Regions from separate parts of the Homo sapiens genome. Here all the other regions are linked to region 1. A link is a contact called in ENCODE Hi-C or POLR2A ChIA-PET data. All regions are on one chromosome and are shown on one strand. Each heading gives the region's core, a stretch centred on a gene start or an enhancer-like site at or near the end of the contact. The rest is flanking DNA. Distances are from core to core; before and after follow the strand shown. Region 1 holds the start of COPS3 (COP9 signalosome subunit 3). Region 2 holds the start of RAI1-AS1 (RAI1 antisense RNA 1). Region 3 has its middle 37 kb from the start of PEMT.

Region 1 (4,772 bases), core at 1,393-3,892:
CAGACAAATCTTTTTAAAATGCAATTTTTGTTGTTGTTGTTTTGTTTTTTGAAGTTGAGTCTCTTTTTATTGTCCAGTCTGGAGTGCAGTGGCCTGATCTCAGCTCACTGCAACCTCCACCTCCCTGGTTCAAGCGATTCTCCTGCCTCAGCTCCTGAGTAGCTGGGATTACAAGCACACGCCACCACACCCGGCTATTTTTTGTATTTTTACTAGAGACAGGATTTCATCTTTCTGGCCAGGCTGCTCTTGAACTCCTGACCTCGTGATCCACCCACCTCAGCCTCTCAAAGTGCTGGGATTACAGGCGTGAGCCACCACGCCCGGTCCTAAAACGCAAATTTGATCCTGCCACCGCTTGCATAAAACTCTCCAGTCCTCCCAATCTTCTCAGGAAAAAGTCCAGTACCTTTAACACAGCTTACATGACCTGGCCCCTGTCCACCTTACAAACTACTCCCCTCCAACCACAAGGACATTCTTTCAGTTCTTCATTCTCAACTAGCATGCTCCTTTCACTTGCAGGGTCTTAGCACCATACTGTCCTCTCACTCAGAAATATTCCTTCCCCCTTATCTTATTAACTCTTCCTCTTTCTTCGTTGCTCAGTTTATGCCATTTCCTCAAGAAAGCCTTCCCTGTTTCTCCCAAGCCAGGTCAATCTCCTCTGTGACATGATTTTATAGAACCATGTTCCATTCCTTCAGACCACTAACTCCTTTTATCTAGGGTCTTCATGTGTTGTCTGCAGGAGAGAAGGACCGAAACTGTTTTGTTTTGTTTTGTTTTGTTTGAGTCAGATTCTTGCTCTGTCGCCCATGCTGGAGTGCAGTGGTGCCATCTCGGCTCACTGCAACCTCCACTTCCCGGGTTCAAGAGGTTTTCCCATCTCAGCCTCCCGAGTAGTTGGGACTACAGGTACCCATCACCAAGCCCAGCTAATTTTTGTAGTATTTTTAGTAGAGATGGCTTTTCACCATGTTGGCCAGGCTGGTGTCCAACCCCTGACCTCAAGTGATCCACTTGCTTCAGTCTCCCAAAGTGCTGGATTACAAGCGTGAGAGACTGCACCAGGCCCCAAGACTGTTTTTACTACCACTGTATTTCTAGTGCCTGGTACAACACATTGTAAGTGTCAGTAAACATATGTTGGATAAAATTTTAAAATGCATGTTTATTTTCTCAGTCCCTACTATGCAGCAAATCCTATGCTGGGCCCTAAAGGGGAACCAAGGTTAGTAAGAGAAATGCTTGACCTTAAGGAACTCCATGCCAGTTAGAAGCAATGGATCCGTAAACCAAAAGTATCTGAGACCAGTCTCAATCGAGAAAGTTTATATTGCCAAGGTGAAGGATGCGATGATAACACGGCCTCAGGAGCTCCTCAGGACATGTGCCCAAGGTGCGGGTACAGTTTGGTTTTATACATTTTAGGGAGACATGAGTCATCGATCAATACATGTAAGATGTACGTTGGTTAGGATCGGAAAGACGGGCTAACTCGGGGCAGTGGGGGGCTTCTACCTTATAGGTAGACTTAAAGATTTTTTGATTGGTAATTGGTTGAAAGAGTTATTATCTAAAGACCTGGAAGTAAATAGAAAGAAATATCTGGGTTATGATTATAAGGGGTTGTGGAGACCAAGGTTTTATCATGCAGATGAGGCTTCCAGGTAGCCTGCTATTCAGACAGAATAGATTGTAAATATTTCTTATCAGTCTTGAGTCTACCAGTCTTAAGGTCTCTGTGTTGATGTTTGTGAGGCATGTCTGACTACCACTTCCCATCATGGCCTGAACTAGTTTTTCAGGATAAATTGGAATGTCCTTGGCTTCAGATAGGGTCCACCAGTCAGTTGGGGGGCTTAGACTTTTATTTTTGGTTTACAGATATCACATGGACTATAGAGACACATTTCTGTAACAGAGTAGAAGTGCAACATGAGAAGAACAAAGTGCTTTAGGCGACAAGCGGAGGAGGGAGACATCAATCCCAGATGGGAAAAATCAATTCACTTTCTGTGTGTGGTGTTACTTATTTATTTATTTTTTGCAGGGAAGGGATCGATTCATTCAACGTACACCTTGAATGAATAACTATAGTTCTCCCTACGTCCTATGCACTGTCCTAAGTGTTTTACGTGGTTAAGGACACTAAGATTTTACAGATGGGGAAAACAATGCACACGACAGTCAAGTGACCCGCTCAACGTCACACAGCTACTAAGTGGTAGAAAAGGCAGTTGAACCCAGGCTGCTTGGCTCCAGAGTCTAATATCACGGGGAAAACCTCACGGGAGACGTGGCAACGAAGTTGTGCTTCATTGAAGTATCTGTCCAGGTGGAAAACCGCAGGGCCTCTCTAGCAAAATCCAGAACCAGAAAATACTTGCTTAATTATGAGTTTCCTTCCTTCTTTTGCCCACTATCCCCATTTAACCTGCGGAGGGATTTCAGAAGTGCAGTGAATAAAGATGCAGGGGACTATGGAACACTAATTTCCGGCTACGGCGAATTCAGGCTGTTTCCATGGAAACAGTAACGGGTGGGCAGCTAGGTATAGTCTCGCGGTGCTTGAACCAGCGGAAGTGACGTCGCCGCTCGCGAGGACCTCAGGTGGATCGCCGCGGCCCCTCCTCCCAGAGCGGCAGCCTTTTCCCGCGCGTGCTGCCTTCGCCGCTCGGGCCGCCCGGGGGAAAACATGGCGTCTGCCCTGGAGCAGTTCGTGAACAGTGTCCGACAGCTCTCAGCTCAAGGTAACGCCCTAGGCCGCCGGGCTGGGCATGGGCGGGTACCGGGAACTGGCCTGGATCCCCAGGCGCCAGCACGGACGGCTGGAACAGCCCTTTTAGTCCTGAGACTCTTCTCCGGGGCCGGGCTTGGGGTTGCGGCGTTTAGATCAGGGCAGGATCGAGCGCGGCCGAGTGTAGGCAGCCCCCTCGCGCTCCGCTGTCCTCGCCGGCCGGCCTCCCCTCCCTCGGGCCGCCGGGAGCCCCCTCCCCCCGGCCTGGGCCCCTTCCACCGGGCGCTTTGCTTGACAGTTTGGGGGCGTGACTTCCGCCAGGAGCCATCTCGGGCGACTATTGGTTCCTTCTGTCTCTCTTGCCTTCGGTGATTGGCGCACCGCCATGTCATCTTTGCCGCCGATCCGCAGCTTGCTGACTAGGCCGCCGGGAGCGGGCGGGAGGCGAGTCCGTTCTGGGTGTCTTGGCTCTATGGCTCGCCTCTGCCAGCTCCTCCGCTGCCAGGCGGCGCACGCTCGGGAACCTGTGCGCCTATTTTGGTCCTACAGAATGCTGCGGAAGCTCTCGCTCGTAGGACTCCATTTCTTCTTCTTTGTTTTTTTTTAGCCGAGGCTGGAGTGCAGTGGCGCGATCTCGGCTCACTGCAACCTCAGCCTCCCGGCTTCAAGCGATTCTCCTGTCTCAGCCTCCCGAGTAGCTGAGATTACAGGCGCCCGCCAGCTCACACGGCTTTTTTTTTTTTTGAGACGGAGTCTCACTGTCTCCCAGGCTGGAGTGCAGTGGCGCGGTCTCGGCTCACCTCAACCTTCGCCTTCGAGGTTCAAGCGATTCTCCTGTCTCAGCCTCCCGAGTAGCTGGGATTACAGGCGCCTGCCCGGCTAATTTTTGTATTTTTAGTAGAGACAGGGTTTCACCATGTTGGCCTGGCTGGTCTCGAACCTTGATCTCAGGTGATCCACTGGCCTCGGCCTCCCAAAGTGCTGGGATTACAGGCATGAGCCACCGCGGCCAGCCCACGCGGCTAATTTTTTCGTATTTTTAATAGAGATGGGGTTTTTACCATGTTGGCCAAGCTGGTTTCGAACTCCTCACCTGAAGTGATCCGCCCACCTCGGCCTCCCAAAGTGCTAGGATTACAGGCGTGAGCCACTGCGCCCGGCCAGGACTCCATTTCTAGGGGTAGAATTGTGATGATTTTACTCGCACTTTCCAGGTTGTTTGGTTCATTCATTGCGTATGAATGTACCGAATTCTGGACCTGAAATTCGAATGATTAGATGCTGGCTGTGAAGGCCCTTTTAACTATCCCGTGCTTCAGTTTCTTCGTCTGCAAAATAAGTCCCTAGTTTATGTAGAGTTGTGAAGATTCAATGAGAGAAACCATGTAAAAGCAGTTGGAACAGTGCCTGTCATAAGGGGTGCAATAAATATAGCTGCAAATTATTGTTACCGTCATTAATTGCAAAGTTCTAGGAGCTGCTTGACCTTGGACAAATAACCTTTAATCTCTGAGTCTTTTGCATCTCCATTGTAAAAATGGAGGGGTGCTTTTACCTCACTGGTGTAAGACAAATGGTCTGATATGGAGCTGCACTTAATAAGAATTCTTCCTCTTTTTCCTTTTTATTAATAGAAATGAGGTTCACAGGGAAGGCACAGGCTTGCCTTTTCTATGAATAAAGGAACCACTGGTTTGTTAATTTATTCGACAAATACTTAGTGTTCTCCTTCCTGGGGTGTAGTGTAGTTAGAAGCTTCAGGTTGAAATCCTGTCGCGGTCACTTCTTGGGTGAACCACTTAATTTCCCTGGGCCAATTTTCTTAATTACAAAACAGAACTAGGGCTGTTGTGGTCTTCAGGTTATAGGATGCTATAGGAACAGTCTGCTAGACAGAGATAAATATGGTAACTTTCATTGCTGTCGGCTACTGTGCCTCACACTCACTGGATAGGAAATCTTTGAGTTTCAGGCCAGGCGCAGTGGCTCACTCCTGTAATTCCAGCACTTTGGGAGGCCGAGGCGGGCG
Region 2 (4,772 bases), core at 1,104-3,603, 490 kb before region 1:
ATCCTGGCTGGCACTCCACACAGCCCACTTCCTGCCCTTGACAGACACACCGTCGCCCTGACAGCCCCTCACGTGATGGTCAGAGCACTGCCTGGCCCTATGTCTGGCGTGTAAACTGGGCAAGCCACCTGGCCTCGCTGGGGTACTGTTCTCCTCTGAACCAAGGCCCATTCAGTCCTGCCTTCACCCTCCAAATAGCTATTGAGCACCGTGGATGTGTGGGGTGCCCTGCCAGTCTGCCCTAGGGATTAATCCTCTTGTTAAGAGTGGCCTCAGAATTTGTGGGGCTCAGTGCAAAATGAAAATGTAGGGCCTCTTGCTCACAAAGTAATAAAAACTCAAGATAGCAACAGCAGAGCAGCATGCACCAAGCACAGGCCATTTCTGAGCGCCAGCCCTGGGCAGCTGCACAAGTTAAGGGCCACAAAGATAGTCCTGGCTAGACCATGGGACCAGGTGCCACCCCCTGACAGTGTCCCCTACGTCCCAGGCATTCTGCTGAATGCTGCAAGAAGGTCATGATTTAATCCTCATATTACACCTGTGACATCACAGATACCAGCAATCCTCAGGGTAGCAACAGTTCCTCTTTACTGAGCACTTATTATATGCTAAGAGTTCCACTTACATTAAGCCAATGAACCATCACAACCACCCGGTTCTGGAGCTTAAGAGATAGGGGTTCAGAGAGGCAAAGTCATTTGCCCAGGATCACGAGATGGGAAAGTGCTCAAGGCTGGAGTGAGCCCACGTTTCTGAGCTTACCGGCTCAACTACGTACTTGGTGGCAGTGCCAGCCCTGTGCCCACCCTGCCACAAACATCACCAGGCCCACCTGTGAGTAGCAAGGCTGGAATAACAAGGCCACCATTGCAAGGAAAACACTGAGACTCTTGGCGGGAGCCTGAGAAATGTCCTTCAGTCTCTCCCTGCAGAGAGGCAAAGGCTGAGGCTTAGGGAGGGCGATGACCCCTGAAGGATCACAGCACACAGCAAGCCTTCCAAACCCCAGTCCCCACAGCCCAGCTTCCAAAGACATTTTTTTTCTGACCTGCCAAATGCTCATGATCTGAAGCACAATGGAAAAGGCAGGATGCAAAAGCAGGCATTCAACACAATCCCAATTTTCTTAAACAAACTGGGTGGAAATGCACGAAAGTACTAACATCAGTGTGTTCTCAGCAGAGGGGCTGGAGCTGACTTCATTTTCTTCTTTACATTCTTTAGTATCTTTTTTTTTTTTTCAGCGAGTTTTTTTAAAAAGACCAACAGCTCTGAGTTTTCTAGAATGAATGGGAACAGGAATTTGTAGAACCAAATTCTGGTTAATGGAGAGTTGCCATAGATACGGTGTGGGGATTACACATTCCCCAAGATCCAGAGCATAACACAATAATTCTGGGCCTGCTGTGGCCTAGGCCTCTCTTCCCTTCTTTGTTGAGGATTCAGTAGGCTCCTCAGGCCCCGGGGTCCTCCCTGGGACATTTCCACCTGGCTCGTTGGGGAAGTCAGTGCTCTGGACGGTGTGCACCCCAGCAAAGGGCTGTGGGGGGTTCCTGGAGCTGGGAGTTGACTGGGCCAGGGCTCATTGGGAAGCATGTCCATGTGTGTGCTATGCCCTCCTGCCCAGTCTCCACTCTGGCCCTCACTGGTCCCTGCCCCACTCCGCCCTCCCCTCCCATCTGAGACCTCCCTCAGACTCACACCACCCCACCCTCTCCTGCTCGCAACCCATGGGCTTCCAAAGCCACAAGACCAGATTCCTGCCCTCCCCTGAGCTGGCCCCTGCCACCATCTATCTCCAGCACCCGCAGTGCTCTCCCAGGCCTCAGAGACAGTGGCTCCTTTCCTGCCTCCACACCTTTGCTGTCTGCTGCCTGGAGCACCGATTCCTGTGCCAGGCTGTGGCCATCACATGGGGCCTAACAGTGCCGCCGCCTGTGCGCCTGCCTGTCATCCCCAGCAAACCCTACCACGCTGCCTGCTGGGGTCCCCGCCCTGGGCCTCGCACAGTGCAGTGCTGGGGAATCCATCAGCAGTGCTCTCCGCCTGCCTTGGAGGTGGGGCTGGGTTGAGGCCCCAGCACGCCCCAGTGCTGACGCCCAGAGTTCGGCAGACAGAGCAGAGCCACCTCCTGCCCAGAGAGCACCCTGGGTCTCTGGCCTGAGAAGAGCTTACAGCTCCTTAATAGAAGCAGGCCTCGGACGCGCCTGAGTGACACCACGCCTGGCTGAGAGGTGGTGGCTCGCATCAAAGCCTCATTTTTCTTCTTCCTGTTAGGCGCTGAAACAATTTACATAGAGCGCCCCACATGTGTCTGCGACAAAGATGCATCTTTCTCATAACTGGCAGGCATCCTCCCTCGGCTTCCCAGACACCCCCATCAATGCCTGGCCCCCTTCCTTAGGAGTGGGGGTCTCAGAGACATGAGGCTTGGGGAGGCCAGCCAAAGTAACAACTAGGCCATATGTTTCTTAAAAACAAAACCCAACAGCCCTTAAGGGCTTGGGGGTGGGGAATGCATCCTGCAGGACCAGGACAGCTGCACGGGACACTACAATGTGAGTTCACAAGAAGGCCGCCTGGCTGCTCAGGGGCTGGCCTGGGCACCTCGGAACCAGGCCTGGACCCCAGGTCTTCCCTGTGATGAATCCAAGTTCAAAGGCACCAGCTCCAGCACCTACCGCTCAGGCTGGGAGGCTCCAGGGGCAGCTCCCAAGAAGCCCTGTCTTCTAGAACCAGAGCCTGAAGCCCCACCATTCTCCTGGCTTCATTCCAGGCAAAGGATTACCCATGCTTGGCTTCTAAGAAATGCCACACCCCAAGAGGGTAACAGGGTAAGTCTTACCACCCCTGTGAGCGATCAGCACTGGGGCCCTTCATCCTGTGTGTCCAAGAGTGGGGAACAGAGGCAGGCTGAACCCCAGCCCGAGGCCCCAGGGCAAGTGGTCCCCTCCCCTGACTTAAAAGATGGGCCGTCTTCCCTCTTGTGAAACGGGTGACTTGCAGGGAGATTCCTCACACGTGTACCTGGTGGAAGTGAGTTCAGTGCATTCAAATATTATACAACTATTCTTGCCTGTGTACTAGAATGTGCTATAACACCACCGTGTGACTCACACAGTAAGGCCTACGTCTTGCCGTTTGGGGCTGCACACTCAGCCTCATGTGTCTGGGCCTTGCTTTACACGATTTTCATCTTGTGTGTACAATACAGACCCCCAAGTCGCCTGGAAGACAAGTCCACGCTGGGGATGTTTCTGGATTCTGAGGTGGAGGAGCCCTAGGGCTGGGCCCACATACCTTCCCCTCCACCTCCTGCCTGGACTGTACCTCGGTCTCTTCTGTGTGTCCAGTAGAGGCTTCTTAAATGCAAATGAGACCATGGCAGTTCCACTTCCAAGGCACACATTGAATGGGAACTCCACATACAGGAACCAAACAATGTGTTGGAGAATGTTCACGGCAGGTATATTCACAAGATCCTCCAACTATTTTAGTTTTCAAAAAAATGTTTGAGAGATGAGGTCTTGCTATGTTGCCTGGGCTGGTCTCAAACTCTCCTCCCGTCTCAGCCTCCCAAAGTGCTGGGAATACAGGCGCAAGCCACCGAAGATCCTCCGATTATAAACAATCCAAGTGTTCATCAAAAGTAGGAGGGAGAAATAAGCTGTGGCATATGCACACAATAGAATACTACACAATAATGAAAAACCACTGCCACACACAGCACAGATAGGTCTCATAAATAGTAAAAGAAGAGGAGGCCAGGCGCGGTGGCTCATGCCTATAATCCCAGCACTTTGGGAGGCCGAGGTAAGCAGATAGCTTGAGGCCAGGAGTTCAGGACCAGCCTGGCCAACATGGCAAAACCCTAAAAATACAAAAATTAGTTAGGCGTGGTGGCAGGCACCTGTAATCCCAGCTACTTGGGAGGCCGAGGTAAGCAGATATCTTGAGGCCAGGAGTTCAGGACCAGCCTGGCCAACATGGCAAAACCCTAAAAATACAAAAATTAGTTAGGCGTGGTGGCAGGCACCTGTAATCCCAGCTACTTGTGAGGCCGAGGCACGAGAATTGCTTGAACTCGGGAGACGGAGGTTGTAGTGAGGCGAGATCGCACCACTGCACTCCAGCCTGGGTGACAGAGCAAGATTTTGTCTCAAAAAAAAAAAAAAAAAAGAGGAAAAGAAGTTGGACAGAAAAGGTTTCATGTCTGTGAAACTCAAAGGCAGACAAAAGTACTCTTGGGCAGGAAATGCCTGATGAGGGGGATAAGGGACATCTGGGGGCTGGTGATGTTCTTTTTCTTGATCTGAACTTCAGTTATACCCGAGTGTGTTTGGTTTGCAGAAATTCATCAGCTGTCCACCTATGATTCGTGCTCTTCTCTGTATGCAAGTCAATAAAAAGTTAAAAAGTAAAACTAAATGAGGCTGCAGCCTACTCTACTCAATCCCTCCCAAGGCTCCTCACCTTGCTCAGGGTAAAGTGCTGAACCTTCTTGGTCTTTGTGGTCAGTGTCGGCACCACCACCAAATATTTCCTGTCCTCCTCAGCCAAAGGCAGCAAGCGTGTCACTAGCCCATAAAGATGTCCGGAGGATGGCCATGTGGCCCACTTTGCAGTGAAATTCAAGTGGAAGTGCCACATGCTGCTTTAGGAAGCTCCATGCATCTGTACACCTGTCTCTCTCCCTCTGTGCCACGAAAATAGCCCTAATGGCTGTTGTTCTGTCTGCCCAGGTCCTGAGTGACATCAGTGAGCAGTTT
Region 3 (4,772 bases), core at 1,259-3,758, 350 kb before region 1:
ATTTACGTGGTGATGGGAATCTAGGTGGGCTCACAGCCTAGGGGGAAGGATGGTTTGGCTAAAGCCTGGTGATGGCTTACACGGTGGAACAGAAGGTGGACCCCGCCTCACATGATTGCGAATGTGGGTACTCAACCTGTATCAAGAGTAAAAAGGCAACCCACAGAATGGGAGAACATGTCTGTAAATTATGTCTTATAAGGGTCAGATATCCAGAATATATAAAGAACTCTTACAACTCAACAAAACGATAAACAACCCAATTCAAAAAGGGTCAAAGGACTTGAATATACATTTCTTCAGTAATACGTACAAGTGACTAACAAGTACATGAAAAGATGCTCACCACCATTAGTCATGAAGGAAATGTAAGGCCGGGGTTGGTGGCTCACACCTGTAATCCCAGCACTTTAGGAGGCCCAGGCGGGTGGATCACCTCAGATCAGGAGTTTGAGACAAGCCTGGCCAACATGGTGAAACCCCGTCTCTACTAAAAATACAAAAAGTTGCCAGGCATGGTGGTGTGCGCATGTAATCCCAGCTACTCGGGAGGCTGAGGCAGGAGAACTGCTTGAACCTGGGAGGTGGAGGTTGCAGTGAGCTGAGATTCACCAACTACACTCCAACCTGGGTGACAGTGAGACTGTCTCAAAAAAAAAAAAAAGGAAATGTAAGTCAAAGCCACACTAATATACCACTTTGTGCCCACTAGGATGGCTACAATAAAAGTAAAACGGAAAATGAGGAGTGTGGATGAGAATGTGGAGAAGAGGTTTTGGCTGGGCATAGTAGCTCATGCCTGTAATCCCAGCACTTTGGGAGGCCCAGGTGGGCAGATTACTTGAGCCCAGGAGTTTGAGACCAGCCTGGGCAACATGGCAAAACCCAGTCTCTACTAAAAATACAAAAATTACCTGGGCATGGTGGCTCACGCCTGTGGCCCCAGCTACTTGAGAGGCTGAGGTAGGAGAATCGCTGGAACCAGGGAAGTGAAGGTTGCAGTGAGCCGAGATTGTGCCACTGCACTCCAGCCTGGGCGACAGAATAAGACTCCATCTAAAAAAAAGAGAAAAAAAAAGAAAACAAGTAGTCAAACAAATAACCACAAATGGTATAGCAGCACTATTCACAATCGCCAAAAGATGGCGGAGCCCAAATACCTATCAACAGATGAATGGCTAAATAAAGCATGGTATAGCCACATAATGGAATATTATTCAGCCATATAAAGGAATAAAGTACTGGCACATGCTACAAAAAACATGTTAAGTAAAAAAAAAAAAAAAAAAAAACCAGGCTGTCAGGCGCGGTGGCTCACGCCTGTAATCTCAGCACTTTGGGAGGCCGAGGGGGAGTGGATCACCTGAGGTCAGGAGTTCAAGACCAGCCAGGCCAACATGGTGAAACTGCGTCTCTACTAAAAATGCAAAAATTTAGCAGGGTGTGGTGGTGCATGCCTGTAATCCCAGCTACTCTGGAGGCTGAGGCAGGAGAATCACTTGAACCCAGGAGGCAGAGGTTGCAGTGAGCCGAGATCGCGCCATTGCACTCCAGCCCGGGCAACAAGAGTGAAACTCTGTCTCAAAAAAAAAAAAAAAAAAAAAAAAAGCCAGGCACAAAAGGTCACTATGTTGTATGACTCCATTTATGTGAAATATGTGGAATAGGTAAGTCTATAGAGACAGAAAGCCAGTTGCTGGTTGCCAAGGAATTGGGGAAGAGGGGAATGCAAAGTGAAGAGATTGCTTAAGAAGGATGGGGTTTCTTTTTGGGATGATGAAGATGTTTTGGAAGAAGGTAGAGGTAATGATTGCATAACGTCGTGAATATACTAAATGCCACTAAACTATACACTTTAAAATGGTTAATCTGGCTGGGCACCGTGGCTGACACCTGTAATCCCAGCACTTTGGGAGGCTGAGGCAGGTAGATCGCTTGAGCCCAGGAGTTCCAGACCAGCTGAGACATCATAGCAAGACCCTGTCTGTACAGAAAATCAAAAAATTAGCTGGGCATGGTGGTGCAACGCCTGTAGACCCAGGTGCTCAGGAGGCTGAGGCTGGAGGATTGCTTGAGCCCAGGAGTTCGACCACTGCACTCCAGCCTGGGTGACAGAGCAAGATCCTGTCTCAAAAAAAAAAAAACAACAAAAAAAACCAGTTAATCTTATTTTATGTAAATGTCACAAACCAAACAACCAACAAAGAATTCATACCTAGCACATTCAAAGAACTCCTGCAGACCAACAAGGAACAAGCAGGAAACACAACAGAAAAATGGCAAAATATATGAGTGAGCAGGGTACAGAGGGGACCTGAGCTGGCTGGTGAGTGTGTGAGAGGATAACCAGAGACATCCAAACCAAAACTCCCACTGGGGCTTCCTTTCTTCCATCGGTCTGGGGCCACCTGGCATGGACGACAACGGCCATTGTGAATGGGGAACATGGGGAAAACAGGCATCACTGCCCGCCTCCCGCCGTGCACCATGCCGCCACCTGCCCCCGGGCAAAAGAGAAAGCGAAAGAAGCAGTAATGATGAGGTGTGGACAGTTTTACTTTGGGCTGAGGGAAATATGGCTGTTTATTATTCTTTCCATCTTTCTGCATTTTAAGATTTTTCTTTTCTTTTCTTTTTTTTTTTTTTGACGGAGTCTTGCTCTGTCGCCCAGGCTGGAGGGCAATGGCGGGATCTTGGCTCACTGCAATCTCTGCCTCCTGGGTTCAAGAGATTCTCCTGCCTCAGCGATCCTCCCGAGTAGCTGGGACTACAGGCACGTGCTACCACGCCTGGCTAATTTTTGTATTGTTTTTTTTTTTTAGTAGAGACGGGGTTTCACCATAATGGCCAGGCTGGTCTTGAACTCCTGACCTCATGATCCGCCTGCCTCTGCCTCCCAAAGTGCTGGGATTACAGGTGTGAGCCACCGCGCCCGGCCAGATTTTTTTCTTTTAAAGAAGAACAGGCCAGGCACAGTGACTCACACTTATAATCCCAGCATTTTGGGAGGCCGAGATGGGAGGATCACTTGAGGCTAAGAGTTCAAGACCAGCCTGGGCATCATAGTGAGACTCCATATCTACAAAAGATTTTTTAAAAATTAGCCAGGTGAGGCCAGGTGTGATGGCTCACAACTGTAATCCCAGCACTTTGGGAGGCTGAGGCGGGTGGATCACGAGGTCAGGAGTTCGAGACCAGCCTGGCCAATATGGTGAAACCCTGTTTCTACTAAAAGTAAAAAAATTAGCTGGGCGTGGTGGCGCACGTCTGTAGTCCCAGCTACTTGGGAGGCTGAGGCAGAAGAATCACTTGAACCTGGGAGTTGGAGGTTGCAGTGAGCCAAGATTGTGCCACTGCATTCCAGGCTGGGCGACAGAGTGAGACTCCATCTCAAAACAAACAAAAAATTAGCCAGGTGAGGCCAGGCATGGTGGCTCATGCCTGTAATCCCAGCATTTTGGGAGGCCGCAGCAGGCAGATCACCTGAGGTCAGGAGTTCGAGACCAGCCTGGCCAACATGGCGAAACCCTGTCTCTACTAAAAATACAAAAAAATTAGCCAGACGTGGTGGCGGGTGCCTGTAATCCCAGCTACTTGGGAGGCTGAGGCAGGAGAATCACTTGAACCCGGGAAGTGGAGGTTGTAGTGAGCCGGGACATCATGCCATTGCACTCCAGCCTGGGCAACAGAGCAAGATTCCGTCTCAAAAAATAATAACAATAATAATATTATAATAATTAGCCAGGTGCGGTGGTCACATCTGCAGCCCTAGCTACTTGAGAGGCTAAGGTAGGAGTATCTCTTGAGCCTATGAGTTGGAGGCTACAGTGAGCCATGATTGCACCACTGCACTCCAGCTTAGGAGACAGAACGAGACCTTGTCTCAAAAAAAAAAAAAAGAACAACAAAAGAGTCAGTTAGACTTTCTGGCTCAGGATGAGCATTTAGGGGACCGTGGAAGCGGTTAGGATTCCAGGTGTGCCTGTGTGTGCTCAGTTATTCAGTGCATTGAGTGAGGGCTCTGGCCTGGGCATGGTGCAAGAGTCAGAGCTTTCAGCATGAGAGAAGCTGACGCTGGTGAGAGCATCCCAGCCCTTGTTCCTGGACGGGGGTGGGGGTGAGAACAGGGCTTACTGCAGGGACCCAAGCCAGGATGTGCGGGGGGCGGGCTCAGCAGGGAGGAGCCTGAGGAAGGGACCCCAGGGCCCAGCAAAGACCAAGGCTGGGAGGGCAGGAACAGTGGGGACTTTTCAGAGAACAGCAACTGCCACGCCGCCGCCAGCTTCTCCGGCAATGCCCTGGGACTGTAGTGGGATTATCATTTATAACTGACAGATGAGGAGACTGAGACCCAGACTCACAGAGTTAAAGGGACAAAACCAAAGACATGCGTTACCTGGCAGCCACCGGCTGGGTGAGGTCCTCTCCCTGTCCGGACCTCAGTTTCCCCATTTGCACCACAGGGGACCTGGACTGGATTCCTGGGGTCCTTTCAACTCCAAGGCTGCCCAGCTCACCCAGCTCAATGCGTTACACCTGCGAGGGGACCACGATCTGGCTTGGGTGGGGCCTTTCCTCCCGGGAGCACAGGCAGTTGCAGGGGAACTTCCCAGCTCCCGAAGCCTCCTCGCAGCCAAATGGGAAGTTGTTTCCCATGTCTAAATACCCAGTAGATGTGTCACTCTTGAGGGTTCACCCGTACCCCAGCCCTGACTGGCAATCCCCCGAATGGGGCATCCCTGTCCAATAGGACTCCCAGCCCCCGCCCGATC

The links. Hi-C counts contacts between places; a loop is a spot of excess contacts on that map. ChIA-PET counts read pairs that join two places held with the same protein, here RNA polymerase II (POLR2A). Pooled maps may share reads with other maps.
Region 2: a loop to region 1 is called in a pooled map, with 3 times the contacts of the local background. The contact joins the promoter of RAI1-AS1 here to the promoter of COPS3 in region 1. A Hi-C loop is called at or near these places in 3 of 37 single-sample maps with no recorded cell type and 11 of 50 pooled maps. POLR2A ChIA-PET finds 5 or more read pairs at or near these places in 2 of 52 experiments (RWPE1 and activated CD4-positive, alpha-beta T cell).
Region 3: a pooled map shows a loop between it and region 1 (4-fold over the local background). The contact joins the enhancer-like site here to the promoter of COPS3 in region 1. A Hi-C loop is called at or near these places in 2 of 50 pooled maps. POLR2A ChIA-PET finds 5 or more read pairs at or near these places in 2 of 52 experiments (MCF 10A and activated CD4-positive, alpha-beta T cell).

Annotation. Positions count from the first base shown.
Region 1 is chr17:17,279,116-17,283,887 of GRCh38, reverse strand. It overlaps COPS3 (COP9 signalosome subunit 3), which reads left to right and starts at 2,642. Exons shown (of 12, transcript NM_003653.4): 1 at 2,642-2,756. The coding sequence starts at 2,702. RefSeq lists enhancers at 2,445-2,544, 3,195-3,254 and a silencer at 2,765-3,004.
Region 2 is chr17:17,763,883-17,768,654 of GRCh38, reverse strand. It overlaps RAI1-AS1 (RAI1 antisense RNA 1), which reads left to right and starts at 2,353. Exons shown (of 2, transcript NR_130894.1): 1 at 2,353-2,837. All of the region lies in intron 2 of RAI1 (retinoic acid induced 1), which reads right to left. RefSeq lists enhancers at 2,330-2,389, 4,766-4,772.
Region 3 is chr17:17,626,452-17,631,223 of GRCh38, reverse strand. No RefSeq gene overlaps it. Among named protein-coding and RNA genes, the nearest start is that of PEMT, 37 kb to the right of the region's middle. RefSeq lists enhancers at 2,441-2,600, 3,694-4,599, 4,600-4,772. Within about 2 kb of position 2,508, at least 5 of the 41 ENCODE cell types and tissues checked have a DNase peak (open chromatin) inside an H3K27ac peak, as active enhancers do.